Linked DNA regions of Mus musculus: region 1 is linked to region 2. The links are chromatin loops, found by intact Hi-C in ENCODE. Cell type or tissue: heart. All regions are shown on one strand. Each heading gives the region's core, and the rest is flanking DNA. Links, peaks and the distances in the headings are about the cores only.

Region 1 (15,119 bases), core at 4,395-6,894, 52 kb before region 2:
ATTAGGAAGGTTGAGAACCACCGCCTTTCAGGAAACTTTCCAAGCTGTGCCTGAGCCCCTCCAGAGGGGTGTCCTGTATAGTCCCCATCTCCTCCTATCACCTTGCTAAAGAGAACATGTTTGTGTTGCTTGTGTGGCCCCTTTTCCCCACAAGTACGTAAGCTTTTGTCTGTCTTGATATGCCTTTAGAGCCTAGAATAGTGACTGGATTGTGGTAAGTGCTTAATAAATGTTTGCTGAATAAATTATTGAATCACTGATTGGTGCAACACTACCTGGATTTATATCCCTAGTAACTTACACTAAGTATAGACGCTTCTCCTGTTACCATGAAGTTACGGTCCCCGTAAACCTATTAAGTTGAAAACATCCTAAAAGGCTGCAACTGGCCTAGTTTACCAAAACATCATAGCGTAGCCTAGCTTGCCTTAAGTCTGAATCGATATCCCTTTACTAACATCAACCATAAGGCCTATTTGATAATTCAGTGTTGCCTATCTCATGTAACTTAGTGGACTCATACCTTGAGAAAGCATTGGCAGCATAACATGCTACATTTACATGGTTCACCCTCCTTGGTCACTTGGTTGACCTGGACCTGTGGCTCCTTGTGGCTGCATATTACTAGTCAGAGTAAAGGCTAATACTTAGAATCCAAAGTCAACTTCTGTTTGATAGGCATTGCTTTTGTAGCACTCTAAAGTCAAAATGTCTCTCTGTGTATAAGAGTGTGTATTCTGTATACACGTATGAAAGTGATCGCGTATGCACATGTAAGCACACATCTGGGCACATGTGTTTGTGGAGACCAGTGGTAGATGTCTGGGGTCTCCCTCCATTGCTCTTTTGGGACAAGGTCTCTCACTGAACCTAGAGTTCATCAACCAGAGGTAATTGGTTCCCCAGATCGTTCCTGTCTTCTTCCCCAACACTAAGATTATAGGCATATACAGCCTTTTGTTATGTGAGGGTTGAGGATTTGAACTCAGGTCCTCATGCTTTCGTAGCAAGCACTTTACTGACTGATCCATCTTCTCAGACTGAAACCTCCTAAGTAGAGCCATTGTAATTCAGAAACGTGTATTTATTCTTGGATTAAGGAACATTTATTCTATGGTTAGCTTTCATTGGAAAGCCTGAACACTAGGGCTGCATTTCATGTTCCCTTTTCTGATCCCAGCCCTGGCTTTTGAATTCCCTGTCTCTCCACATCACTCCCTGCCCTTGGCTGTATCCCGGTGCTGCTCTCTCCACGTCAGATACACTGCTGCCCATTTCCTCAGCACTCGAGAGAGCCTTGCCTTCTTCCAGCCATCACCCTCCACCTGTGACCATTCAGGACAAACTGATCCTTCCTTGGGACCTTCTCCGGCCATCCAGGCTCATCACCAGCATGATCAACAACAAGAAGACGATAAATATATGTAGATCTTATATAAATATTAACATCAAATGGTCCTTTACGCTTTTACCAGTTGAAACATTTTGGACGTAAACCTTTCCAATATTTACTTTGCATCATCTCTGCCTTCTTAAATAATTCAGAAAGTGTCTTTCTAGACAGTTACAGTGCAGGCTCCTGCCTGTGCATACTAGCTATTATCCTCTGGTATGATCTTGAGCCAGGAGATCTGGCATGGGGGGTAGCAACTTAGTGTGGTGGTACATTCTCCTGTAATCCCAGCACTGAGGAGGTGAAGAGAGCAAGATCAGGAATTCAAGGACAGTCTGGGCTATGTGAGACCTAGTAAAATGAGCTTTGGGGCTTCATAGTCCTCGCAATGAGCCCTTCACAGTGCTCTTGAGGTTTCCTCTGACTCTCAATGTAACTAGTCTCTGAGTGTGGTAAGAGAGTCTCCTATTTGTAGGTCTGTCCTCTTTCAAACTGGGTTGTACAGGGCTGGATAGATAACTCAGAGGTTAAGAGCATTTGTTCTTGCAAAGGATGAGGATTTGATTTACAGCACACACATGGTGGCTCACAACAGTCTATAACTTAAAACGAACAAACTGAGATGCACATGAGTTTTTCTATTAGAGACGTTTCTCATTTAGCTCCTGTTTTTTGTTTTGTTTTGTTCTGCTTTGCTTTGCTTATTAGCTTTGGAGTTCTGCAGCTGGGATAGGTGACTTCTACAGAAGTCCTCCTTCAGCATATTTAGCATGTATACTAACAGATAATCTGTTACTATTAACTAACTCCTGGTGCAGAAGTCAAGACTTTTCAGTCAGTTGTTCCCTGGTTACCCTATTAACTTCTCAAGAGGTGGAAGTCATGATAGTCATACATTCCTTTGCTAAATATAACAAAGCAAGGATTGGGGCTGGTGAGATGGCCGTTAGTTAAGAGCACATACACACTGCTCTAGCAGGGACTGGAGTTAGTTTCCCAGCTATAGCTCCAGCTCTGAGAAATCTAACACTGTCCTCTAGACTCCTCTGGCACATACATTCAGAGGTGAACAATCTTCCAGTCCCCAGATGCCACACACACACACACACACACACACACACACACACACACACACACACACACACATTCTTGTGCCCATAATTTAAAATAAATTAAGTACACACTATGTGGGAAGATCAGTCATGGGGGGGTGGGGGGGAGAAAAACTCATGTGCATCTCAGTTTGTTCGTTTTAAGTTATAGACTGTTGTGAGCCACCATGTGTGTGCTGTAAATCAAATCCTCATCCTTTGCAAGAACAAATGCTCTTAACCTCTGAGTTATCTATCCAGCCCTGTACAACCCAGTTTAAAAGAGGACAGACCTACAAATAGGAGACTCTCTTACCACACTCAACTTGGTGTGGCGGTACACTCTCCTGTAATTCCAGCACTCAGGAGGTGAAGAGAGCAAGATCAGGAATTCAAGGACAGTCTGGGCTATGTGAGACCCTGTCTCCAAAAGTGAACAAAATTTTAAAAGCCCAGAGCACTTTGGAAGTGGTAAACAGGGAAGAGACTGCATTCTCATCAGGAGAACTAGAGGCTTTCTGGAGCTGGGGATTTGCGTTGGTATTATGTAAATTTCCACTGGAATTAAAGCATCCCATCCTTCAGGAAAGCTTAAGCAGGGAGATACACAATTCAAAATAGCTTGAGGAAGTTCCTGAAACTAAGTGGATTCACTAAGCCCCTCCCTGCCTGAGTAAGTAATAAAAGCTGAGAGTCCTTCTCAAAGAAAGATAGCCAAGCTGCAAAGAAGGGTCTCAGACAAATGGAACAGCAAAGAAGACTCAAAGACCAGACCAGCAGCCTGGAAGAATCGTAAATCAGTTGAGCTGCCTGGAAGAGGTTTAGACCCACTGAGGACACTCTCCAACCTGTTGAGCAGCCTGCAGGATGTGCAGTGCGTTCCAGATTCCCAGCTTTGTGAAGTGCCACCCATGTTGGGGTACGCCTTGGTGATGCAGCTGTCTTTGAGTCGTTTCTGCTCCTGGAGCCTCTCTAAAACTCATTGGTTCACCACGTTGGACTTTGGTGGTATCCACACTTTGTTCTGTCATAGGTTCCCTATCTGGGGTGAACAGATGTGTGTGTCGCATCTCCCCAGAAAAAGTTTTGTCATACAACTGTTGGGTCTTGGTAGATAGGGTGGATCATAGCAGGTAGAGCATTACAAGCCTTGGGGGAAGGAGGGAGGGACGGAAAATATAAGACCAGGAAGCTGCTGTTGCACGCATGGAAGGTAGGCATGTTGACATTTGGAAAAGAACCCAATGCATAGTGTTGCTCTTCCCCTATGCAGTTTGAAATAAACGGATTAGCAAAACAAGAGAGTAGCAGGTGGTGCCCGTGGAGTCACCTGAATTATTGATAAAGGTGTAGCTGGGGGAGTCAATGTCAGATGAATGGCTAGTAGTGCTGAACAGCTCTGCCACAGGTAGCTCGCTCTATCCAGTGCAACGCTCGGTTGCACGGACCACCACTCAGTGTCTGAATGCCTTCAGTTGAACTTTTCAACTCTGAAACTCTAGTTCATGGGGTAAAAACAAATAGTAGATAGCACTTTGACGTGAACTCATCATTTATAATATTCTGGGTTATCCTTCTCCCCTGACCCCTCTCAGAAGCATCACATTATAAGGTTACTTAAATCACCCAGAGCAAGCTGGAATGCCATTCCATGAAAATTCATTGTGGGTCTTAGTATTACACAGGACTCCTGGAGAACCTCACACTTGAACTGGGATGTCTTGCTCTGCTTTACGTGTGAAGGTTCTAAGTGGTAAGGTGAATGGGACTCCGTTTCCAGACTTCTTTGGCTTTCCCACCTTAGCAGCTAAGCATGCCGGGCAGACAGCTGGATTTACCCGAGGAAACGGGATGCTGGACTCTAGATCTGCTCTCCGGAGTCATTTAGAGGCTGCAGTTCAGGTACATGCAGATGGTGGGGTCATTGGAGTCTGGAGGCTAGGAGTGTGGAACATCGTCCTGCCACCGTGAACATCTGGGTGTACTTAGAAGGACGTGGCCTGGATGGTGGAGAAAATGGAATATAGAGGAGTTAGGAAAAAGCAGACAGTAAGGACTTCCTGAGGCTACAGGTTCCCAAACAAGGCTACTTCACAAAGAGCCTGCATTTTCGCAAGGCAAATCACCCCCAGCATTCCTGCAAACAAACTGCAGATTCAGCACTTCCCGCTGTGCGTGCCTTCGCGGGAGCATTTTGTCATGGCAGCTATAGATCTGTCATTCTGGGCATGGATTCTATGACGACTAAGAAAGAAGGGTGAGAATATTCACAAAAACAGTTGCCAACTGTTCTGCACTTTCTAATACTAGAATTTCAACCCTTCAAGGACATTAGAGTCCTCACCACTATCCAGACAGGGAAAGGAAGCTTAGCGAGGGAAGTGGTCTCAATCGGTCTGGAACTTTTGGCTCCCTGCCTTCAGAGATGCGCTCTCCTGGTAGTTTCCAGTAGGCAGGCATGTCTGCTCTGGTAGAAGAGGAGCGGGGAGAAGCTGCTGTAGGACTGTGGGCGTTGGTGGTTACGGGCTGGGTCATCTCTTGAGCTACATTGGAGTTTAAGTGTATTATGTGTGCTGAAAAATGTATGAGTTGGGGGAGGGGTAGAAATTGGTTCTTGAGCCATGTGGATATGCGGGTTGGAGCTTTTAATGATGGCAAACAATGAGGGCTTGGATTTTATGCACAATTGTAAGTGTGTGTGTGTGTGCGCGTGCGTGTGTGATCTTGGGGGTATGTTGGGGTGCTGGGTGGAGAGACATCAACCCCTGCGTCATGTATTCAGGAATTCAGGATGAAATTTGTTAGGCTGTGTGCTAGTGGGTCCACTTGGGAGGGGAGATGTCAGTCCCTGGCCAGGCCGTGTGTGTGTGTGTGTGTGTGTGTGTGTGTGTGTGTGTGTGTGTGTTCAGGATGAGATTTGTTAGGCTGTGTGCTAGTGGGTCCACTTGGGAGGGGAGATGTCAGTCCCTGGCCAGGCCGTGTGTGTGTGTGTGTGTGTGTGTGTGTGTGTGTGTGTGTGTGTGTGTGTGTGTCCCCGTGCCCCGCCCTCCGCTGCAGGTGGGCCGGGCCGGCAGCGGGGCCCGCAGCGCTCGCAGCTCTTGGCTGGCGGCCGCGCCGGGCTAGCAGGGCTGGGCTGGGGCTGCGGGGCGGCGCCGGGACAGGAAGCGGAAAGCAGCAGAGACCAGCGGCCGCGGCGGGGCTGTGCCTCCACTGCAGCCCAGCGCAGGCCGCGGAGCCCGGGCGCTGCAGCCGAGAGCGCGGGCGTGGAGCGCGACGGGCCGGCGCCGGGGTGAGTCCCGGGAGAGGCGGGCGCGGCGCGGCGCGGCGGCTCGAGACTGAGCTGGGTGGGAGGTCAGGCCAACTGCGGGTGTCCCTGCTCCCCAGCAGTCCGACTGGGGTCCGGGCCCTCGGACCGGGAGACCCCTGGGTTCCTCCGGGTCGAGCTCCCCGAGACGCGGGTCCTTCCATCCCTGCCCCGGGCTCTCTCCGCTCCATTCCAGTGCTCGGAGTCCTGGGGCAGCCTGCGCTACCTCGGACTTCTTTGCCTTGTCTGGCCTTCGGAGTGCGCCCCTGAGTGCGCGTGCCGGGTGGTGGCCAGGGAATGACGGCGTGTCGGAGGCAACCAGTGGCTGGACGCGCCTTGCAGGGCAGAACGCGATGGGGGTCCCCGCCAGGACCCGGGGTCAACTGGCCGGTTTTCCAGCACAGGAACGGAGCTGGCTCGTGTTTCTCACTTCGCTTACAAAACCGCAGCCCGGGAGGCCTGGGGGGCGCGGCCAGTTGCGCATCGCGGAGCGCAACAGGCAGGTAGTTTACTTTCAAAAGCGCCGGGGCGGAGCAGAGGCGAGCAGCCAGTCCCAGCCAAAGGAGGAGTCCCTGTCCTGGGCAACCTCGCCGCACTCGGGCAGCCTTAGACACCAGTCGAACCTTATTTCATCCTGCAGCCATTGAACTGCCCCGAGCAGCGCGCCCAGAGAAGTGTGAAGCTTTATAAAAATTTAAAAGCGTCGGTGGTGGAAGCAGGAGTGGGGGCGGAGCCGTAGCCTGGTGGGCTAAGTGATGAGGAGAGGAGAGTCGGAGCCGGGCAATCTCAATTTTCATGTCTCCAAACCGGGTGTGATGCCCAGATCGCGAAGATGAGCTCCTTCTGAAGTTCATGGAGGGGTGGCAGGGGTCTTTATTGGCATGGTTGTGTGGTTGGTGCGTGCGTTAGTTTGAACCCGTTTGAGGGGACTGTGGTCAGGAGTGCGCGCGCCCTTACAGGCGAATTCCAAAAGTTAGCTGTGAAGACTAGTGTTTTCACTGACGTGTTTATACGTTTTACGGGGTTTGCTGAAAAAATATTATAAGTTATGTCACCAATCAACAATACTAATTAGCCTTCTCCTTCTAGTGGGCGTGTTGATTACACAGCTCCTAGGCTCTGTAAGTGCCATGGCAGAAACCGTCGGAGCCCAGGGAGGCATAATTAGCCATTTTATGTAACCACTAATTAGAGTTTTTAGAATTGAATTAAATCAGTGTGATATGGTTGGGGCTTTGATGTGTGGGAGGAAACTGTTTTATTCTACATTTCAAAGCAATATCCAGGAGCATTTAGCATTTCTAAAGGTTGGCGACTCCCACTATGAATAGCCAAAACTCCCAGTGTGAAATTTTCAGGGATGCAGTTGCTGACAGTGTCACTTGGTGGCAACTTCATTTGTAAGTAAAATGAAAGACTTTGTGAGTGTCATATTTTTGAGACTGCCTGCCAAGTCTCAAAAAAGTTGTTATTGTCTTATTTCTTGAGCAATAGGATGAAACCATACAGGAAATTGAAAAGTTTCCTTACCAAGTAACAATTCCATGACAACCGTCTGTTGAAGAATTAATGTGCTGAGTGTGCCAAGTACTCTTTATCCCCCTGATGTATACCCAAAGGCACACCTTGCATTGCGTCTGATGTAGTTTGGATTGGATGGGGGCCTCATCATGCTGATTAATAATCATAGGTCTCACCTGGGCTGGAGGCTGTTTGAGATTAATTTCCTTTCTCCTTAAAGTGACCCCCCCCCCAAAACACACACACACACACACACACACACACACACACACACACACAGTCTCCCTTCTACTGAGCCTATGAGTAGGAGTCGAAAGGCAGGATTCTTTGTGAGGTTATGTGTGGCTTGGAACAATTCACTATTGTTGCCTGCCTCTTCTCTAAGTAAACAAACAATCCTGGTAATTGCTACATAGCTTTCAGTTTTCCATGGCTCTCTGAAGGTTAAAGCCATATGGGGGCACTTGCTTGTGTGTGTGACCTTGTCCCCTTAACTGTGCCATGACATTCAATTTTGCCTCCCTTAAAGACTTGTTCTGAAGATTGAGCTATTTTATGCAAATGACTTCAGTCTTAATCGCCGCCATATCTGTGGAGTGAGCTAACTGTGGCCAGTTAACTGTGCCACTTTCCACGAGGAAGACAAGATTCGGTGGCTGTGGCTGGGCTGTTTCTGGTACTCTGTGTCCTCCTGGAGGCAGAAGCAAACTGCCTCCATCCTCTGCTGCTCTGCCTCCACCCTCATCCCAGATCCCCCTTAGAACACCATGGGATGTGTGGTGTGCATCAGGCGGTGGCTGAAGCTTCAGAATCTACTAGGGGGAAAGGCTTTGCTTGAAAAGAAATACCCATCCTAGAGACAGTAACCACTCACAGCTCCTCAGCAACCCTTATCCAGCTGCCAGGGATGCTCCAGAGGTAATTAATGACTCAGGCCAAGAGCAGTTAGTCTGGGAATGGGAGTTGAACTCATTGGCAAACCAGGTAAAATGAGGCGGGCGTTTTCTCTCCTGGTCAACAGTGGCCTGTAGCTGTACATCTTGAAGCGCTGTGTTCCTGGAAGGGGATCATTGACTTGTCCCAGGTGTCTGAGCCCTGCAGAGCCTCACTCACATCACAGACTTGGATAATGCTTTATGATTTACACGTGCACGTTCAGGCTTTGTCACACGTCCCTGTACCATTTTTCCTAACCTGAGACCCACCAAGTAAACCCACATATGCTCTTCTCTGGACCCCTTGTGCAATAACTTTCTACCTTCCCAGGCAGAGGCCCTTTAATTAATAGCTCTACATGGAGCTGTTGATGTTTTTATAACTTCCTTTTCATAAAAGTTAGCTTACATTTACCATGGTCATTATCATAACCTGTCATTTCCCATATGTGTGTGTGTGTGTGTGTGTGTGTGTGCGCGCGCGTGCATGCGTGCATGCGTGCATGCGTGTATTACTGTTTTTCTTTCAAGTAGGAGTTGTGTGTTTTATAGGAAAGATGTGACTTTAGGGGAAGACTCTCCTTGGATCGATCACTGGCTCTCAGCTTGTTTTAGTACAAGGTGGAAGGAGAAATGAATTGCACCCTGTAAGATGCTCTACCAGCAGTGTTCCCCAGGCTGTGTAGTTTGGTGTACTCTGATCCAGCCAGACTGGAGTAGGATGCTCTTCAGCACTAGCTGAAACAATGGTGCTGGTCTTCCATGAGCACATCTGGACTATATGTTCTGTTACTGAATAAGCATTGTACCAGCAGTACTGCTTTGTTCTAGATAGTTCTGAAAATCTTCATTTTCTCTACCCTCTGTGAGCTTTCTTCTATGGTGAAGTCATGCCTTCATGCCCTAAGATAGGTACATGGCTTTTTTTCTTCCTTTCTTTCTTTCTTTCTTTCTTTCTTTCTTTCTTTCTTTCTTTCTTTCTTTCTTCCTTCCTTCCTTCCTTCCTTCCTTCCTTCTTTCCTTCCTTTCTCTCAGCAACTATTTATTAGGTGCCTCTCGTTTGCCAGCAGCCAGGGGGACAGAAAGGACTGTGGTCCCCGCACCCCAGGAGCCTCTTCAGAGCCTGGTGCTGGATAATCACCCAAGTGAGCATGTGACTTGGTAGAGCCAAGTGTAGGCAGAATGCAGGCAGTGGGCGGCCAGGTGTGAACTGGAGGGTCAGCCAGGCCTCTCCAAAAGAAGGGTGTTCAAACTGAGAGGAATTAGCCGAATGGTTCACGTGAGAGAGTGAGCCTCAGCAGATACACCGGGCTGGGCTCAGGTCCTGAGGCTGGAAAGAACCAGGCCCCAAGGAACTGGAACAGCTGGCAAGACTATATGATCAAATGGAGGATTCTGTGTTTTAAAGTTCAGGGGATACCATGGGAGGATTTGAACAAGAAGGTTACGTCAGCCTGGCTGCTGCCCTACCTGAACCCAACACATACAGGTCCTGTCAGGGGCCAGTATGACAGACCTTGAGGGTTCTAGGTTTGCCTGTGTTCTCTCCTACCTGCCTGTACCCCATTCTGGCCTCCACAACAATTCATTAGTTTGCGACCCAGGGAAATTGATTTCTTTTCCTTTCTTGATATCAGCCTTTGCTGATAAAGGGAAACATTCTGACCCCTTCAGGAGTTGCTTTAGTTTCTTTTAAGTGCATCCTCACAGAGTTAAGCGTCAGGATAATGTGTCTTCATTAACTCAAACGGGAGCCCTCGCCTGAGGTCATGCCCTTTCTGGAAGGAGTCCACCCTGCCTTACTAGTCTACTTCCTGACTCCTCCCCCACATCTTAGATGAGGCCAGAGTTGGTAACCATGGTGAAAGGAAGGTCTTGGCTCTGTGTGGACCAGGGCAGGTGAGGGAGCCTGGAGATGTTCTCTAGGTTATCCTCTGTTGCTGTGAACTGGGAGGATCCAAGGACAAGCAGAGCTTGGTGGCAGTAGGATGCACGGATGAACAGGAGAGAGTGTTCAAAACAGCAGAGCAGGTCTGTCTACTGGACAAGATGGCTGCATTACTGTAAGCGGATATTAGAAAGATCAAGTCAGGGCATAAGAGAGTGGCTGTGGGTGAGAGCTGACCAGGTGGAAAGGGAGCATTTGGCCTTATGTTTCAGGAAGTGTTCCCGTTATGTTCAGAATATTTGGGGGAGGGGGCCATTCCTCCTGACTCAGGAGCTTATCCCTGGAGATGGAGAAGAAGGGGGTGTGTCTTGATTGTTAAGGGATAACTTGATGTAGGGATGGAAGAAGGAATACTAGAGGAGAAGGAACAACACACAGATCGAGCTAGTCAGCAAAGCTTAATGAGGGCAGGTGGTGTGCCCCAGTTGAAGCCATCTCCCTAGAACCGCTGAGCAGGGTCTGGTGGCTGCTCATTAGATATGGAGGCAAAGCAATGGGGTACGAAGGGCCTGCAGAAGGAGGGTAAGGGTGTGACTGACTGTCCTAGAGAAGAACAGTCAGTGTTCTGGAGAAGGTGCCAAGCCTTGGAATCTGCAGGTCAACCAAGAGTCCAGCTATTGGCTATCAAGGAGAGAAGATTCTTTCGTTCTTTGCCCCCATATCCTGACTGTACCTCCTAAGGTTGGTTGTCTGCCAGCCAGAAGGCCAGTGGGAAAGGAGCACAAGCCAGAGCAGAAAGGAAGGGAGAGCACTGTGTGCTGGAAGCTCATTGAGTGGCAGTTGAAAGCCCTGGGAAACGGGAGGAGGAGAAAGACTGATAGACTCGGCTCTGAAGCCAAGCTAATGTTCTGAGAGATGCCTGCTTAGTTTCATGTTTAGTTTTTAGAATCGCCCCCTTCCTCCCAAGCAGGCTGCTTGCCTTTCTTTTACTGGGTGGAAAATCCACAGCTCTGAGAGATTAAACTGCCGTGTTCCAGTACACAGCTGGTGGGTGAGCAGGCAGCCTAAGGGGCAGCCCCATTCTGCCCACAGCAGGTGAGACTTGGGTGGGATGGCCTGGAGGGAGGTGCTGGCCCTCCACCCTGTGGCTCTCTAAGCTTTCCTTTGACTGAGAAAGGCACGGAGATGGTGGAGTTTAGAAACCACTGAAGGGCCACCCAGTTTTACTTACCCAGTGCATGTGGTGCCCACGCTGGGTACTGTCACCACTGCCAGCTCATAGAGTCATCAAAGCACTCCTGATGCTCACATTTTGTAGATGGGACTTCAAAGAGATCGCATCGCTTGACTGAGGTCCTGGAGCTAGGAAGCGAGTCAAGTCTGTGTCTGTTTATAGCTTCACCCTGGGAGATGGTGGCCGGCGCTTGGATTCCTGATTGACAAGTGAGCAGACTGAGATTCAAGAAGGCAAGGCGAGGAAGGGGCTGATCACAGGTGGCTCAGCTTGGCTGGACTCCAGGCTTCCTGTGGCTAGGCTTGGGCTCTTGATGGCCAAAGGCTGTTAAGTGATAACCTGATAGGGAGAAAGGGGGCTGAGGGCTGGAGGAGAAGTGCTACAAGTGCCATCAAATGGAAACCAGCCACCAGCAGAACCAAGGAAAGCAGTGAGCTCTCTGTCATAGCTCTGCAGCCTTAGAACTCCTGAGCAGGGTCTTCTGGCTGCTTAGAAACTTGGATACGAAATGGATGAGTGAGTGCATGGTGGCCTTTGGACCTAACTCAATAATTACTGTTTCTTACATATGTGCTAATTAGGGTAGAGCTGAACCTTGTTTCCTTCCTATTCTTTGGATTAGGGGACCTTTCATCTTTTTAGCTCTTGATCACAATGGACAGTGAGGAGATAATGTTTTTCCTTGAAGAATTAGCGCTCTAAGATAAATTCCTAAGTCACAAGTTGAGGCATCTAGGACAGGGCGTGTAACCCCTAGGCACAGGGTCTCTTTAGTAACGTTTTTTCTCTTCACTTTGGAAGGAACAGAATACTACTTCTAGGCTCTGGACTGGTGTAACTGTGTGCAGATGAGACTTCAGGCCCAGTTAGGGCTCCCAGTTTGAAATGTCTTCTCTGTAGCTGGGGTCAGGGAGCCAGAATCTCCTCCCACGTGAGGGGCAGGGGCGTGGCCTTTGCAATTCCTTTGTTTTCCTTCCCACTTATCTCTGGCTCTGTTTGCAGTTTTAGGCTCCAGGACCCTGCAGGGTGGGAGCCCTGTTGAGGCTCCAGCAGCCCTGGGAGAGCAATTCAGAAAGAGGTAGAGCTGTAGAGCTTTCTCGATCGGAATGTACTTGGAAGTGCTTCTAATTTATTTTTATTGCAGAGCAATATTAGAGGGAAGTGGGGAAGAACCTAGGACCTTGTAACTAATAAATCACCATTGCTGATGTCCCCTGTGGTCCCGGCCCTTCCATAAGTTATTACATCATTGCAATGGTTCTATAGTTCCATTGGCTGCCTGCAGTCCCATATCCTGCTTGTTAAAGTCTCCGTTCTTTGTAATTGTCATTTTGTACAGATCTGTGGTATTTTCTTTGACTGACTGAGTCCTGTCTTCCTCCAGCTATTTCTTCCTTGGCTGGGGGGAGGTGTTTACGTGGCTGCTGACTTCTGTTATCATAGGCAGCGAGGCAATCATGGTGGTTGTTGAGTTTTAATTATCGAAGATAAATTTCTAGGAGTTTTGGATTCTCAGAGACTAAGAAAAAAAAAAACAAATTGACTTTTGGAAATGATGGCCAAATTGCTGAGTAAGGGATTTCCTTGGGTGTTGTTTCTATAACCGACAGTTGGGGGTGAAGTAGACATTTATCTAGGGGTTGGTGTACTACTCTACAGCCAAAGCCATAAGGGTAAGAAAGCTGTGTTCAGGAAATAAATGTCCCAATGTCCAGGTCTCTCCCAAACCTTCTTCCTCCTGCTGAGTTGGGGTCCAGCTTGCGAGCTGCCTCTCAGGCACCTGCCACACTTGTTCCTGGCTGAGTGATGCATTTGGAGGTTTGGCTTTTGTGCTTACCCCATATTCTATAACAGGGACCCCAGAGGAGAGCTGCCTGTTGTTGGTTTATCTTTCAACCCTTTGACTTTGAGAATTAATCTCTCCTTTTTCTCCTCTTTACAGAGTCCTGTTGAAGAGTAGTGTCTCTGAGTCCTCCAAGGCCTTTAGAGCTAGTGGGTGAGACAGCACGCGGAAGGACAGCCCCTGCTCCTTCATCAGACGAAGCTTGCCATTGCTATGGATACCGAATCCACGTATTCTGGATATTCCTACTACTCAAGCCATTCCAAAAAATCTCACAGGCAAGGGTATGTAAGCGATCCGTCATGCCATCCTTCTGTGTACAAGCGCCTGTAGGTTGGAAGGGCTTTCTGTTAGAGAATCAGGTTTCCACCAGCCCACCAGAAAGGCTGAGGACGTGGAAGGTTCAGTCACTGGTGCGTGAGAAGTCAAGCTGTAAGGGCAGTTGACATGCTTGGGGAGTCACTAATACTGCCAATTTACGTTTTATAGCTGCCATTAGAGTTGATGGCCTTAATTTCTCACAATTGGTTTTAAATTAAAGTTTCCCTGGCATTGGAAATGCTTCTCATTTCTAAATACTTCTTATAGGTATCTGTTCTCTCAGAGCTTTACCAATACTGTAAGTGAAAGTTAAAAAGCAGGTGTTAACTTGCTGCTTCACTCGAAGCTGCTGACTCGTTGGCTACGCATGCGCGTGGGTGCACGAGTGCACGCACACAGGCACATGCTTGCTTGGCCTGGTACCTGATTTGTCTTTAACTAGTCTTCCAAGTGAGTCAGGATTTGAAAACACTGTCCTGAGTAATGGGGCTAAGTTCCCCTTCCTCTGCTGAACGAAGAGACCTGGGTGGCTGTTCAGGGGACCAAGTGCATTCCGAGGGGCAGGATGCTGGATGAGTGGAGAGATAAATGGATGGACAAACAGATAAATGATGAAATGGGTGGTACTCTGCAGGGTAGGAATCCAATGGAGGTGTCTCCTCCTCTGTGAAGTGGGTATAGGGATTCCTCCTTCTAGAACGGGTAAGGGTTGAATGAAATCTACATGGGAAATGATTAACTCAGTCCCGGGAGGAGGCCCCTCTCTTGTAGCTGTGTTAATGCTATTCCCAGTCTTGGTATTTCAGCACCTTTGTTCAAAGGTGACAGCTGACCCCAGCTCAGAGGCCCAGCTGTGGCCACAGCTGTGTGCTGTGTGGAAGTGGTGGCTGTCCTGATGTTTGCTTCTCTCAGTGAGCAGATCACCATATAAGTAACTGTACCCAGAGTGAGATCTCAGAATAAGATGTGGGTTTCATGGGCTCTGTGTGGGTGGCCACACCTGGAAAGAAGCCCGCAAGTGTTTCCCAAGCTGCCAGGTGTGGCATCTTCAGGAAGGGGCTCTTGGCAGTGATGACTGATGGATGGGAAGTTAGACACTTAAACTTTAGTTTTCTGTACCAATTTGTACTTTGTAACTTTTTTAAACATGAACGCCATAAGGGACAGGCACCTTTAATCTGAGCACTTAGGGGGCAGAGCAAGCAGACCTTTGTGAGTTGGAGGCCAGCCTGGGCTGCATAGCAAGTAGAAAGTTCCAGACCAGGCAGGCAGGGCTACACAGTGAGACCCATGTCTTTAAGACAAAAATGTGAGTGGAATAAAAGGGTAAAGGAAAGCTCTTTAAAGATAACGCTCTTGTTTTAAGGAAGTGTTTTAATGCCATTGTTTTAAGGAAGTGGGCTTCTGTCTGGTTCTTTTGGAAACTTCACTTTATTTTCTAAACATCCCTGAATTGCTTGTGTGCTTCGCTGGATCTTCAGTGAGGACAGAAGGCTCTGGGTGTGGGTGCTTCAAGAGCGGGGGAGGGGAAAGCCTATAGTGACATTCTACAGCCCCGATTCCGAGAGAGCCCTGGTTTTAAAAATAAT
Region 2 (15,119 bases), core at 7,465-9,964:
TCTCACAAGTACTACCAGCTTGGGAAAGCCATGCAGAAATAGCCATGATAAACTGTAAGGCTTTTCATTTCTTTGATTCAGTCGTCTCCCACCCAGGAAAATATCCAGCACAGCTGTGTCCGTAGTCAGCTCGGGACCCATCTGTGGAGTCGGCTAGCCATGGATGGAAACATGTATCTCTGCACTGAGTGCATACACATGCACTCCTGTCATACTAAGTGCATGTTCGTGCTTCCCTGCCACCCTGAGCATGTACACACGTTCCTGTCACTGTCCACTAAACAACACAGTGTAGCAGCTACTTAGCATCACAGTGGAGTAGGTGCTGCAAGCCATGTAGAGATTAAGCATTCTAAAGTACACGGGTAACTGCAGGGTACATGCAAACGGTGAGCCCGTTTATATGAGAGACTTGAACATCAGATTATAGTATATAAGGGGCATCCTAGAATCAGCTTTTCAATTAGTATCTGTATGTACAACTCTACATTAAAGGTAGGTTGCCCACCCCCAGAATATTATTCTGTGTAACTTCAAACTGGAAATCGTTTACAAAAGCAAGAGTGTCTAGCATGCTGTGGTATATCATCTGTTGCAATGTGGGTGAACACTTGAATATTTTGTTACAAAAGTCCACATACAACAGGTTGCAAATAGAAAACTATTGTCCCCTTGTGCAGAGGAATAGCTTCTGTCAAGGAGAAGGGACCGCTGGTTTCCTATCTCCAGGGTTTCTTAAAGTTGTCTGATATATTCCCGTTTCATTTTTTAAATGTATGCTTTCTTGGATTTTTATTTAAAAAAGAAAAGTCCAATGTAGAAAATTATGTTTTCAGCCAGCTGTGGTAGATTATCACCGTAATCACACTGCTTGGGAGGCCAAGGCAGAAGGCTTATGGATTCAAGACCACCCTGTGCTATGTAGTGAATTCTGGTCCAGCCTGTGCTACCTATCAGAAACTTTCTCAGAAACAAAACAAAAACAAACAAAAAAACAACCAATCAAACAAGAACAAAACCAAAACCGAAACTGGAGCTGGTGAGACGGCTCTTTGGATAAAGGTGCTTGCTGCCAAGCCTGAGTTCAGGCCCCAGAACTACATGCTGGAAGGAGAGAACTGACTCGGGAAACTGTTTTCCAGCACACACATGCCATGGCATGCATAGGCGTGCACACACACAAACTCAGAGAGAGAGACAGAGACAGAGAGAACACAAAGTAATTAGAACCCCCACACTATCAACAAAACCGCACTCTGCCCCCACCCCCCACTCCTTCCAGTTCGGGCTGACGTGTGTTCTCTTAGCTGAGTCTGAGTCTAGCTTTTAAGGCAGAGATGCTTTAATACTAGACACGCCTGCGTTTTGGAAGCCTGCTTTCTTCACTCAAGGTTTCTTGGATCATTCATTCCATACACTCAGATCTGACTCACGCAGCTTTCACTGTGAATAGCTGCTCCCGATTCCACCAGATATGTAGATTTGCCTAACCACTTGTCTGTTGGTGCACCTTTGAATTAAGTTTCACTGGTCAAAGCCAGGGGTTGGCTGTTTCTGTGACTCCGATTTCACTGGAGCACAGCAGCGCTTTCTTGTGTGCCTATCACCATGGCTACAGCTGCTTGCACTGCCCGGCAGAGTGGAGGAGTTATGAAAGAGGATTGCTTGAAACCCAAAAAGGTCCTCACCTTGGCCTAGGACCAGATGGCTACATGCCAGTATTTTTCAATTTATATTGTCAGTTCATTCTTTCTCCCAACCAAACTGATGTATGTATTTAATTCCATGCCAGGCACATTAGAAAGTCATACTTTAAAAAGTGGAAGACAGGGTTGACGTAGTTCTTATCTTCTACAAGTTTGAAGCCTCGAGGGGAGGAGACAGCAAGTCAGCAGAGTTCAGGAAGTGAACTATGGCATGACGTCATCGCCAGGGGTTTCAGGAGCTTTGGCAAAAGAACACGTTGATCCATCTGAGGGATAGTGTAAGATGTGAAGGTCTAGGAGGGATTTCTGGGACAGCTCTCAGCAGGAGGGATGGCACATGAAGATGTAGTGGAATCAGAGAACTTCAGTCTGCTTGGTGTCGTGTCCCTGGAGCAAGCACTCAGGAGAGGGGACGTGGGTCTGGCCATACGGAGCCCTAGCCACACATGCATCAGTTCTGCATGACAGACAACACCCACAGTGTGCCTACTGGGAGTGCTTTGTGCACCTCTTGGCAGCTCAGTGGGCGAGGTTGAGAGAACCGGGCAAATGACTGAGCAAGGTCACACAACCAGCAGGTGGTAGAGCCATGCAGTTTTGTCTGTGCGGTTGTCCTTGTCTGTCTGCCCAGGATTCACTGACTACGTCTCTGTTCCAGGCACTCAGCCTGCCCTCGGGGATTCTTGGCTTTAGCAGGGAGGGAGAGGTGCCCGTGTCTTCAGGTGGCATGTTACATCAACAGTGGTAGCCAATCCACTTCCCTCAACTCACCCTCTGATTGTAAATTGCCAAAAGAAAATTCCGAAGCCCAAGGAGTCTTCCTTCTACAGAGAGGGTCTCGTGGGCCTTCAGCATGAGAGGCTGAACTCTAGTCTAAGGTATGGGGTAGTTGGGTAACATTTTCTAGGGAAAACAAGATGGAGCCTAGCTATAACGCACAGCAACCCTTGTAACTTCACCAATGTTCTTCCTTGGCTTTCAGGCTTTCCTTGAACGATACCTCAGTGCGGGCCCCACCTTGCAGTATGACAAGGATCGATGGCTCTCGACACAGTGGAGACTTATTAGTGAGGAGGCTGTGACAAACGGGTTACGGGATGGAATTGTTTTCGTCCTTAAATGCTTGGACTTCAGCCTCGTGGTCAATGTGAAGAAAATCCCATTCATTGTACTCTCAGAAGAGTTCATAGACCCTAAATCTCACAAGTTTGTTCTTCGCTTACAGTCTGAGACATCAGTCTAAAATTTCTATACTTGTGGCTTTATGAAAAACAAAAGAATATATAAATATATATATATATATATGTCCAGGAGGAAGTTCTTTTATAAAGATTTTTTAAAATTCTTCAATGCTGACTCAAACTGGCAGAGGATAGACCAGTATCCTTCGACCATCTGCACTTTATTTGGAAGGAAGCAGGAGATGCCCACCCCAACAAGTGACTGTTGGCATCTGACTTTAATAGATGGGACTTCTGAAGAAGCTGTTCCCTGGAGTTTCTGTGACAGCTGTAAACCAAAGTGTAGCTGCTGTGTGTCCTTGGGAGCCTCGCCTTACAACTGGTCCCTGCCTGTGGCCCAGTACCACACCCGCCTGGACTTCTGGTCTACCACCTCATAGATCCTAGGGGCCTCACTTTATTCTGCTTCAGGAAGCCAAACACTACACACCCACTTGCGTGTTTGTGCATGTAGTTATCCACATCACCACACCACCCTGGGGAGTGGTGGGCAGTACAGGAAATGTCCAACCGCCTGAGTTTTTAATCATTTGTTGCCTTACATTGCGAAGAGAAAGAAACTGATAGGAAATGTGCACTGCCGTTTTGCAGCTGTTAAGTGATTGGCTTTCCATTTTCCCCTGAGAGAGAGCCTACCTGCCCTGTTTTTGGCCCTGCTCCTCTGTTGGCCCTTCCCTAGCCCTGGGATTGCCTACCTGGGCTTCACTCTAACGCCCACTCTCCTTAGCATCTGGACCACAGCTGTACATGGTGGGCAGCCTGGCCAGGCTAGCTTGGTCCTCCAGAGATGTCAGGGATTTGGCTTTCCAAGTATACCCACAGCTCTTTGCACAGCCTCTCCCAGTCTTTCTCCCGAGAAGTAGGGTATGACTCTGGGGATCTATTCAGCCGCAGCACCTCCCTTAGGCTGCAGCAGGAGCCCATCCACCCAGTCCTCCTCAGCCCTGCTTCACACAAACCAGGAGAGACCAACACTGTGACTCCCAGTTGGCAGGTGCCCCATGTAGCCATCTAATTTCCCAGGGAGACAAGTATTCAACAAAGCTCATGTGCCAAGCTTCCCTGCCACGGGAAACCAAACAGTGCCCACCACCCTGGCAACTACTGCTGTCCCATCCCTGAGGTTTGTGACCACCACCACTGTGCAACTTATCACAAGGAAAAGGGTCGCTGGGAAAGGGAGAGTTGAGTCAGCCGTGCAGTCCCGAAGGCTCCTTCTGTCAGCATGTTGTAGCTGGTTTCAGAGGACAATGCCCTTGATGTCCCATTTGTAGACATAGCTGCTTCCTGGCAGAGTCCTGTGCAGGGGAGTGCCCAAGGAGTCATTTCCTGACACCTTGTAGTGGGCTGTCCCAGTCTCTGCTTGCCTACATCCGAAGCAATGCTCCACCAAGTACTCTTTCCTTTATCAGTTTCAGGGATCTCATTTCAGGAAAGGAGAAGGCCGCCATCATCTCCGTGCCCATATATGTGTACCCTTCTGTCTGTGCATTCCACGAACCAAGCGATTTTGTCTGTCATTAAAAAAAAAAAAAAAATCCAAATTGGCATGGAATATTTGTGATACACCTGTGCTTAGAAAAGCCAATGTTATTTTTTTGTTCAATAACTTTTGCTCAGAAAGATGTGCTAGAGAAGGAAGAGAAACCTGTGACACACACACACACACACACACATATAGTGTAACCAGGTGCTTTGGTCTTACTTTGAAACCTTTAGGTCCCTTCTACTGGAAGTTCCTCAGGATGTCTTACTCAGGAAATATTTTAGGAGAACGAGGTAAGGGGTGGGCAGTCTGTGAGAGACCAGCTGTGTGTGGAGGGTAATGTCACAGCAGAGCTGCTCCGCCACCAACACCATTCAGTTGTTAAGTGCCATAAATGTAAGTACTGCAGCGTTAAAGGTAACATCTTACAGTACTATGCTTCCTGCTCCTGGTTAAACCATGGGTCTTAAAGGGGTTAAATTGGAGCCCTGTGTTGGTATGTGCATTCCCAGAAGGGCAAAGAACGGTTTAAATTAAGGAATTAATTTATTTTCCCTCCTGGCCCCTCTCCATCTCCTTTGCATAGAACTTCAGACTTCCTGAAATTATTGTTTTGGTTGTAAATTGAATATCGATTTTTTTTTTCTTCAAAATGCTTAAGTTTGCATCGATTCCTGAAAGAAAAGCCAAAATCACAAGCAGGATCCTTTAAAGTCTTTGTGCTCCCAGCGTTTTACCAGGCCGAGTTGACGTGGAAGCGAACGGTGTAGAGGAGAGTTTGCAAAAGAAATGTGAAGTTGCAGAAAGCTGCATCACACAACTGAAGACAATAAAGTTTTATTTCATTTCTTGGACCCTCATAGCCTACTCTTTTTAAAGGATGTAAATTGCTCCCCAAGGCTAGTAGGATACATGATCCTATTAGAGGACACAGGATTCCATTACCTTAAACGTTTATAGATTCCCCCCCCCCTATAACTTCTAACCTAAGTTATTAAAATTCTAACATTAACTGTGGAAGAACTCAATGAAGAGTGTAGGTCTGAGATTGCCGTCTTTCCCGGGTGATTTTCATTATCTACAAAGGTAGATAAGACAACTTTTGTTCAGAATTGTGTGCTTAAAAAAAAAAAAAAGAAAAAGCAGTCTTTAATAGTCCTGGAATTGAATGCTCAGGAAGTGGGAATTAAAATGGACTTTAAGGTTATGAGGCTCACACATCCTTAGGTAACCCGTGGGGTCAAAACTGTCTTGGCTAAAGTTCATAAAGTAAATGCTTACCCAACATTTATCATCTCCCTTCTTTCCTCTAACTCCCTTTTGAGATCTGCAAGAAGACAGATTCTTTTTTTTTTTTTTTTTTACTTTTGGGTACTTTATTGAGTTGTTTTCCCTACTACCCTTCACCTCCCTTATCCCTTCCAATCCCCTGACACTAGGTAGGAGAGAGAGAAGGTGAGAGAAGAAAGGGGACATCGGAATTCTTAAACCACTTCCTGTTGTTTAGGGGTGTTGAGGTCCTTGGTGCAGGTCCAATCTTCATCATCATCATCATCTGGATATAAGAAGACAGATTCTTTATAGCACAGAGTATGAAGTCAGTGGCCTGGGTATGTTTGCCTTATCACAATTCACTGTTAGTGTGGGCTTTTCTTTTCTTTTCTTTTCTTTTCTTTTCTTTTTTTTTGGTTTTTCAAGACAGAGTTTCTCTGTATAGCCCTGGCTGTCCTTGAACTCACTTTGTAGACCAGGCTGGCCTCGAACTCAGAAATCCGCCTGCCTCTGCCTCCCGAGTGCTGGGATTAAGAGTGTGGGGCTTTCTAATGAATGGGGAGACTGGCCATGCAGATAAGCCTTAGAAAGGTCTAGGGTACTCGATCTTGCCATCTCCTGAGTCAGAGGTGGTGGTGAGCAGCTCTAATTTCTACATCATCTTCTGGAGTGCATGTATTAAATGCAATAGCTTGCTCCAGTCAGAGACACTACTGCTACGATGAAACACCGTGACCAAAGCAACTTGGGGAGGAGAGGGTTTTTTTGATTTATGCTTCCACATCATAGTTCATCATCAAGAAAGTCAAGACAAGACCTCAAACAGGGCAGGAACCTGGAGGCAGGAGCTGGAGGCAGGAACATGGAGGAGTGCTGCTTACTGGCTTGCTTCTCAAAGCTTTCTCAGTCTGCTTCCTTATAGCTTCCAGGACCACAAGCCCAGGGATGGTCCCATCCACAGTGGGGTGGGACCTCCACGGATTACTAATTAAGAAAATGCCTTACAGGCTTATCCACAGACCAATCTTACTAAGGCATTTTCTTAGTTGGCACTCCTCCTCTCTGACTCTAGGTTGTGTCACATTGACATAAAACTAGCCAGCACAGAGTTCTGTCTGTGAACTCCTACCAACACACTGTACTCATGGAAATTGACTACCCACTCTCACCACTGCCAATCATTGACCCAGTGAACCAACGAAGCAGAGACCTTGGTTTGCCCTCTTCAACCCTGGCCCTGCTGTGCAAGACTCCCTACAGGTGGATGCAAATCAGGGAAGAAGAGGACCTGTTCCCACCTGAACTTCTCGGAGTGTGCGTTGCCATGTTTGCACGCTGGCAGTCATAACATCCACGTGGCCAGTGACAAGTCGTTGTGTGTCTCGTTTGTACATGTGGGTATGGCTGAGTCTGTTCACGACCGTTCCTCAAAGCTGGCTCATTGTCCTCTCCTTCATTCTTTATACTGGCTTCTCCATGAGGAGCTGTCTGTGGGAGCCCGTTGTCACCTTGCAGGCATGCCCATTTCTTTCTTTCTTGCCTTGGGACCTCTGTGACCTACAAACAGCAAGAAACAAGACCAAAACCAGGCAAACTTGGGGTGGGGTGTTACTGTTCAAACTTCACTCCCCAGGGAGCCTCCCGTGCATCTATTTAATGTAACTTAAAAGAAACAACCAATGATTCGTGACTGAAATTGACAGGGATGTCTGTATGATCATTTGAAGAGAGCCCTGCAGCAGAGACCCTACAATTAGAACGCAGCATAACGTATTTCTGGGTAATGTTTGCTCTTTATGGATCTTGTTACATCAGAAAAACAAATAAATCACTACTGTGAACTTACTAATATGTAATCTTATCATATCCAATTATAAATAAAACACGCCTTGTTTTTATGTCCATAGTGCAGTTCTTGAATGGTACTCACAGAATCGTGAGCAGACACCAGTTCGACTCCATTGAAACCACGTTTAATTGAATGGGTGCTCAAAAAAAAAAAAAAAAAAAAAGAAAAATCCAATTGGGGACCACATTTTGTGATTAACTTTTTTGTGTTAGTATATAGAGTGATGGATTTCATTGTGAAATTATTCTAATGAAAATTAATGGAGTCCCCATTTTGACAAAACATTGTATTTAGGGAGGGGAAGGGAAGGGAAGGGAAGGGAAGGGAAGGGAGGGGAGGGGAGGGGAGGGGAGGGTGCTGACACTCTCCAGCTGTTACACATCAGACACTGTGCAGCACAGCTTGCCCCTCCCCCACGGTGTCTTAATTAGGGATCCTTTCATTTGCAGGTGAAATAGGAGAAAGTTGAAAGAAGAGACTTGCCTGGTTGGTTAAAGGGATCTCTGCAGGTGCTCAGAACCCCGCCCCTCTGCCCACTCTCCCCAGCAGTGATCTAAGTGGTTTGGCATTTCTGGGTGTGGAGGAGGGACCTGGAGACACCAACCGTGAGTGGGAACCTGAGTCTGAGAATTCCTTGGGAGAAAGGTCATTTCTTTCCCTTTGGGTTTATACCGCTTGGTCCTGTGGGGAGCCTCACCACCAGGCTGACCTATTGGGATATATAATGAGAAAAACCCAAGAGACCCTCCTCCCAGGAAAGCCTTAACCTGGCAGGCCTGGGCTGCCGCCACTGAGCTGCCAGCAACCACAGCCATTTGCCTGGTCAGGTCCAGCTGCCTCTCTCTGTTGGACCTGACCAGGCCAAGAGGCTTACTTGGCCCTTGGGCACAGGGGCCTGAGTTGGCTTTGTGGGTGGGAGAGCTAAGGTGGCCCAGCTGAGGTGCGATATGCGATTGGCTGCAGCTGGTGGCTCTGGAGCCTTTTGTCTGGCTCCTTGACTCTGTTCTCAGCTTCTCTCCCCTTCCCCATACCTACCCTTTGGACTGCAGGCAGAGTACACATAAAATAGAATCCAAGGGTCAAAAGGAAAGAAAAGAAGACCTGTTTTTCCTCTGCCCCACCGTGTGTAAGTTATACTTTGGTTGTGCTGTTGGAGGGGAGGATAGACAGAGATGGCAGGATAGTGCTCACATTATCCCTGCATTGGGAATTAAGATTCTGAGGGTAGACAGAGAGTGGGAAACTCCTGATGGAACAAGAGCCCCTTGACTCCATCTGTCCCATTTCTACCTAACTTGCTTTGCCTATGAAACGTGCTTCACTGGTGGATTAGAGTGGAACGGAGTTTTCCAGCCCCATAGAGAGATTCCTGGAGCCTGAGGCAGTGCCGGCAAGGTGGCTTTCTCAGAAAAGTCCAAAGATTCATTCAGCGAGATAAAGACACTTTTGAATTAACTCCCAGGGACAAATGTAACAACCTCCAGAGCTTTTATCTTGAGTCTCTGATTCTTTTGACCGTGAAACAGCATTAGGATAAAAGCATTTGAGCATGCAAATTGTCTGGCTTTGCCTGTCTTTCTGTCTCTCTGAGCCTTCAGACATGGCCAGGTGCGTTCCCTGGTGAATTCATTCATGTAGAACAGTGGTTCCCAACCTTCCTAAGGCTGTGACCCTTTAATACAGTCTCTAATGTTGTGGTGATTCCCAACCATACATTTATTTTGGTTGCTACTTCATAACACAATTTTGCTCTGCTATGAATCATAATGTAGACATCTGTATTTTTTCCGATGGTCTTAGAAGATTCCTGAGAAAGATCATTCAACCCTTCCCCAAAGGGGCCATGACCCAAAGGTTGAGAACTGCTGATGTAGGCCTTGCCAAACTGCCAGCCTACAAAAACATCAAACAACAGACCCTTGCCTAGAGAATTAGTTATGGCGCTGAGACACCTGATGCACAGTGACAAGTTCAGTTCACGCTATATTATAAGTACTGTAGTGGAAGCATGTGGCATAGCTAGGAGCCAGGAAGGGAGATATAGCCCTTGCCTTCAGGTGCTGTTGCCCCTCCGTTATAGACATGAAGGAATAGTCATCTAGTATGATCACTGTGCCTAAAAATGGGACCACAAAAACCTGTAATGTTAATAATATCTTATTTTTATAAAGGTTACTCCATGCTTTAACTTTTCAGATCCTCTGGAACACCAAAAGTATGACCTGCTTAACTAAAGTTAATTTTAAGTGTTCACAGAGTGTGGGACACCAGCAAGGATGCAGCCATGGCAGGCACTGTCCCACCCAGGGTATGAATTGAACTCTGATAAGGATCAGACCAGAGATACCTGGGCCAGGCTTTAAGGGAAAGGTTTTTGTTACCAAGGATTTTAATCTCTGAATTTTGAACCCAACTTTGATCCTTATCTGGTAGAGTCCAACAATACAAAATAGATAGCCAGAGACCATATTATTCTTGAATACTTTAGTGCCGTGCTTTATAACCAAGAGAGGCAGTTCTGGCTTAGCCTGTACTTACAGTCAGCAGATACCATGTGCGTATGACCACGTCTGAATATATGTTGCACTCTCACTGGACATTTTTGAACATATAAATGACTGAATTATATGGCTCCTTGCCATGTACACAAGTCTCTTTGTGTCACGAAGGTTTGCTGTATGAAATGGATTCTGATCATGATGTTGGTGAGGGCTGGTGTCTGTCATGGACACACTGTATCTAGTATCCAACGTTATTTGGCTTTCTTTGGGGTCCTCCATTAGTGTCCTCCCCTCCTTCCAAATGAGCATTTACACATTGAATATGCTCTAATCTTGGAAATTGGGGTTCCCGTTGTATACCGTTTCTCTGACTGATGTGAGTATCTTAGCTCTAAGGTCTGTTTACTTCCCAGGGAACATCTTCGATCTTGATTTGATTTTGCAGCAATCTCACATGTTCCTGTGACAATCAGGGGACGTGTGATAGAGGAGGAGGGCAATGAGAGGCAGTGATCAGAGTTACGGAAAACGAACATTTGCCGATCATTTTATGGCGAGGGAAATTCTAAGTGAATAGGCAGCAAAAGATAAAACCCTTAGGTTCTCAAACCTGGAGAGGAAGCCAACCTTGTGAGTAAATAAAAAAAAAGAGAGAAAACAACAACCAAAAAGAAAAAGAAAAAAAAAAAAACATTTGAGATGTGGAAAGCAGGAGACCTGGTATACATTGGATAGGGGCGTGAGATATACAGACAGACAGCTGTGTTTGATAATTCGTTTTCCCTTGATAATTGATTTTAAATTATTGACTTACTTTAGATGAGGGAGCTAGATTAGCTGCTGAAGAAATGTTGCTGCTTTCTGCCTCTGTACTCAGCTCCCCTTCCCTTGCGTGGAATGTTGATAGCACACACATTCTTGCCAGTTTCATGGACAGGGATCAGAGAAAGCAATTGACTCGGAGATACTCATCGTATAGATTAATGATAAGCTGTTTCCTTGGGCCATCAGCCCAGATGCTCACAGTTCATAAGTTCACAAGCAAAACCTGCTGGAACAAAATTAAAGCCACATGCAGACGGCAGCCAAAGGCCCTTTTCTCTTTCGGTCTTTTCCCGGGGTTGTAGCTGTAGAATGTGGAGGAGTTTTGAGAATCTCCGATGGTAAACTGTCACATTAAGGAAGTGGGGTGAAGACATCAGGACAGCAGTAGGGAAATCCCAGAGCAAGAGGCAGGGCCTGCTGGCACAGATAGGATCTCAGTTGTAGGAGAGAGGAGGCTACTCACCATTAGTGCCAATGTGTCACGGGACCATCCTCTAGTTACACAGGCTCAGTTTCCAAACTTAGAGATGACTTTTGGCTCTGCTTTCTGGGTCAATGTCCACAGGTGTTTCTGTGGTCTAAGTCTTTATAATATTTCAGGAAATAATGAAGTTGCCTTTTTCAGAACTAAAGCTGGGTGCTTCGGACATTTTTTTTCTCTCTTGCTTCTCTGCTCAGCTGCTCCATTTACAACCTGCTTGTTCTTGCCTTCCCTAATCTATGTGTGACAAAGTTTAGGGGTCTATTGGTCTATAGACTGTTAAAAAGGCTGTGAGTTTTAATGGGCGAGTGGATGAATGAGAACAGAAGGACATTCAGCATCAAAGCACTGACTACAAACTAATCGAACGGTGTTACATAGGAGGAGCGTCAAGGCTGATGGCAGTCCCAGCGTTATCACTCTGACTTGCAGTTATCGATAAAGGGTTCAGATTATTAAAATATCACACTGATTCCAAAGACTCCTCTTAATCCATCTTGCAAATATTTTGGTCTGCTAGGTGGCTGTGGTCATTCCATTCCCTCGTGATGTGACACTTCTGTACTCCTTTCTAGCTGCTGCTCAGTCCCTCACAAAGGAGGGCTGTGTTTCTGGAGGACTTTGCTCACTTGAGGAAAAAGGTCACCCTACATGACAAGCATCCTTTGTGAGCTGAGAAGTTTTCCTGGTCGGCTTCTGTAGCAGTCTGCTATCCTAAGCTAATCCAAACAGCTGATACCATGCTACCAAAAGCTGTTGGTTTATATTCACTTTAAATAATCACTGGGTTGAGGAGTGTGTGTATTTTTAATAGGGATAATAGCCATGAGGGTCAAGTTGTATCATGTTTATAAAGTTGTCACAAGATTTATTGCTTGCCCACCCAAATTTGGGCAGAGTAGAAATGACTAAAACAGTCTTTCCCCTAAGGTTGCTATCAGACCTGTATGTGAAGAATGTGTACCACTGAAAGTGAGATTATATGTGGTCTGCACAAGGTACAGTCATGGTTCCTCACAGCGTGACAAACACGAAGTCCAGAAGACCTGAGGGGTCACACTCTCTTCTAGAAAAGGCAGGATCTTTTCAAGTTCTGAGATGCAGTTTCATCAACACACACTGAAGGGGGTGCTTGGTTCTAGATAACATTCATGATCTTACTCCTCTTTTTAACAGGATAGCAGATCTTGTGTTTTTTAATTAGCCCACACTTTTAGTTCTGTTTGAGTTGATTATGAACTCAGAATGGGAAGATAAATGGGTTCAAGCAATAAAAAGAGTTATTGGAAATTCACTTGAGTCTGTCCTCAGACATGCTCTGAGGGAAAAAGAATGCAGTGTTTGGGTTCTTAATGCAAATCCTTTTAAGTATAAAATGAAGGGTTATCTGTGACCCTTCAGAGTGTTTGTGTAATGCTGAGAAGTTGCTTGAGCTCTCTCTGCCTCTCTTTATTAAGGACAGTAACCAGACGAATCTTCTAATCTGCTGTAAGAATTAGCTGTGATAACATGGAAGGCATTTAGCATTGTACTCCAGGCATGCAAGAAAGTGCTCAACCCATATCAGCTTAGAGGGCTCAGTACTGACTACACAGCACCGTCCAGGCAGAACCAGATGGACTCCCAGAGATCCTAATGCAGGAACATCAGAGCATAGTTTCAGCTTCACACATATTTCTAGGCCTCTGAGAATAGCAGATCTTCCTGGGCTGAGAAACAGACCACTTTTGCAATGGACCACATCCCTCAACTCCTTGGCTACTTGAAAGTTTTGGCATTGAGACCTCGAAGGACAATCACTTCCCTAAGAGTTTGCTTGAGCTTTGGCTGGGCTTGGGTGGGTGGAACACAGCACAGCCTGCTTAGTTTTGTGAGGGGAGAAAATTATATTGAGGCCCTGCTTTATAGACTGAATTATGCATCCCCAAAATCATGCATTTGAACACAAGGCCCTTTCAGATGATAATTACAGTGAAATGAAGTCATAGTAGCAAGACTTTAATTTGACAGGACAGGCATCCTTTCAGAAGAGAATTACCTATTTACTACTATATATCTATCTTCATCATCATCTATCTCTATCAGTTATCTGTCTGTCTGTCTGTCTGCCATATGCAAACAGAATGAAAAGCCACCAAAAAAGCCCTGAGCAGGAACCAACACAATTGGCACATTGGCATTAGACTAAACTGTGAAAGGCAGATTTTTACTGAATAACCCACCCAGACTGAAGCATTCTGCTGTGATATGAATGTGAGTATCTTCCAAGACTTATTATGTATTGAAAACTTGATCCCCGATGCAGCTATATTTAGAGGTGGGGCTTTAGAGGTGACCAGATCGTGACGTGACTAACCTCATCTTGGCTTGTTCTGAGTTCACAACTGTGTGGACTCTCAGGAGACTAGAAAGTAGGTCACTGGAGGGAGGGACACTAAGGGATAGTTTGGAATCCCGATCCCTCCCTTGTTCTCTGTGATTCCTGACTGCAGTGAGGCCAGCAGCTGCTCCCATGGTTCCCTTCTGCCATAGCTCCAGCTGCAGGCTGTGGAGGCATCAGACCTTAAGCTAAAACCAATGATATTGTAAGCTGAAGTAAAATCCCCTCTTTTCAGTTGTTTCTCTCAATTATTTTGTTACCTAACACAGCGTGAGGCACCTTATGTGCCCTGTAAACTCCACTGCCCAGCACAGCGAGGCAATGGCAGCTGCTTTGGCTGACCCGTTGTTCACCGATTGATTCAATAACTAAGCTCTGCTTTGTGATGAGCGAAGTGCTTGGAATACAAAGATAAGTAAACGCCTTGTCCCTTAAAGCCTGTATTTAGTGAAAGGATGGCCATGCAGTGAGTTTTATCAATTCAATGATGAGTGCTGTGACCACGAGTGTGCACCCAGTGCCGTGGGAGCAGAAGTGAGCAAGGCACTTCCAGGCACCTAGACAATGGCATAGACAGTAATAGCAATCATCCAGGCTGGGGCTTCATGGAAAGGACAAGCGTCGAGGGGAAGGAGAATGGATAAAGGCTTTGTTGTGTTGAATTTGAAGTTTGCAGCTTGAATCCAAGTGGATCAAACACCAAGGTCAAAGATGAAGGGTAGAGACCCACAGTGGAGGTCGTTAACACTCGGGTAGTGGTTGATGGGTGTGGATGCTCATGCCTGGAGACATGGATAGTGGGGAGAGACACAGTGAAATACTAAACCTAGAAGGGCAGCCAGAGGTGCAGAGAGGTAGAACTGGATCCAGCCAGGCAAAACTGAACAAACCCCCAAAGACCGGGGTAGGATCATCAAGATAGCCTCGATCTTTTCAAAACATGAGTCTAATGTCCATTAGTTTATTACTATTCCATAAAAGGACTGCCCCAGTTTCAAAAACAACACCACACAGAGTCTTCTCCATGTTAACAGATTTCAAAAATAAGTTAGGACACTTAGCAACTAACACTACCAAGCACACTGTTACTTTCAGACAATTCAAAAGGCACTTGGGGATTCTTTTCTTTTCTTTTTTTTTCCTTGGTGCCTCAGGGCATCGTGAACTCTTAATGGTCGCTGCCCTGGTCAACTGTGGGAGTGCTGATGAATGGGGAGAGTTAATTGACCAGTGGATAAAGCGATTTTAACTCAGAATGGGACAGCTCACTAGCGGGGACAGAGAGGGTGCATTCAGTTCCCAGCTCACTCTGGGCAGCCAGCAGACCCATTCAGAGACCTAAACGGTCTCCATCAGAAAAATGAAAAGCCTTTTATCC

Evidence for each region. Peaks named below come from ENCODE experiments on the same cell type or tissue, not always from the same donor. Only the 100,000 strongest peaks of a DNase experiment are listed, where the experiment ranks them.
Region 1: it touches region 2 in a loop (2.5-fold over the local background); 10 of 42 quality-filtered maps call a loop at or near these places.

What each region holds. Positions count from the first base shown.
Region 1 is chr3:102,195,166-102,210,284 of GRCm38, reverse strand. It overlaps Vangl1 (VANGL planar cell polarity 1), which reads left to right and starts at 5,592. Exons shown (of 8, transcript NM_177545.5): 1 at 5,592-5,773; 2 at 13,309-13,493. The coding sequence starts at 13,423. Gm16160 (a long non-coding RNA gene) reads right to left here and starts at 6,445. Exons shown (of 3, transcript XR_375921.3): 1 at 6,015-6,445; 2 at 3,333-4,484. In heart, for the core only: no CTCF peak of the experiment used is centred there; DNase peaks (open chromatin) are centred at 5,644, 6,084 and 6,564; H3K4me3 peaks cover 2,353 bases; H3K27ac peaks cover 2,416 bases.
Region 2 is chr3:102,146,067-102,161,185 of GRCm38, reverse strand. It overlaps Casq2 (calsequestrin 2), which reads right to left. Exons shown (of 11, transcript NM_009814.4): 11 at 14,672-15,119. It overlaps Vangl1 (VANGL planar cell polarity 1), which reads left to right. Exons shown (of 8, transcript NM_177545.5): 8 at 2,689-5,286. The coding sequence ends at 2,949. Among named protein-coding and RNA genes, the nearest start is that of Gm16160, 50 kb to the left of the region's middle. In heart, for the core only: no CTCF peak of the experiment used is centred there; no DNase peak of the experiment used is centred there; H3K27ac peaks cover 807 bases.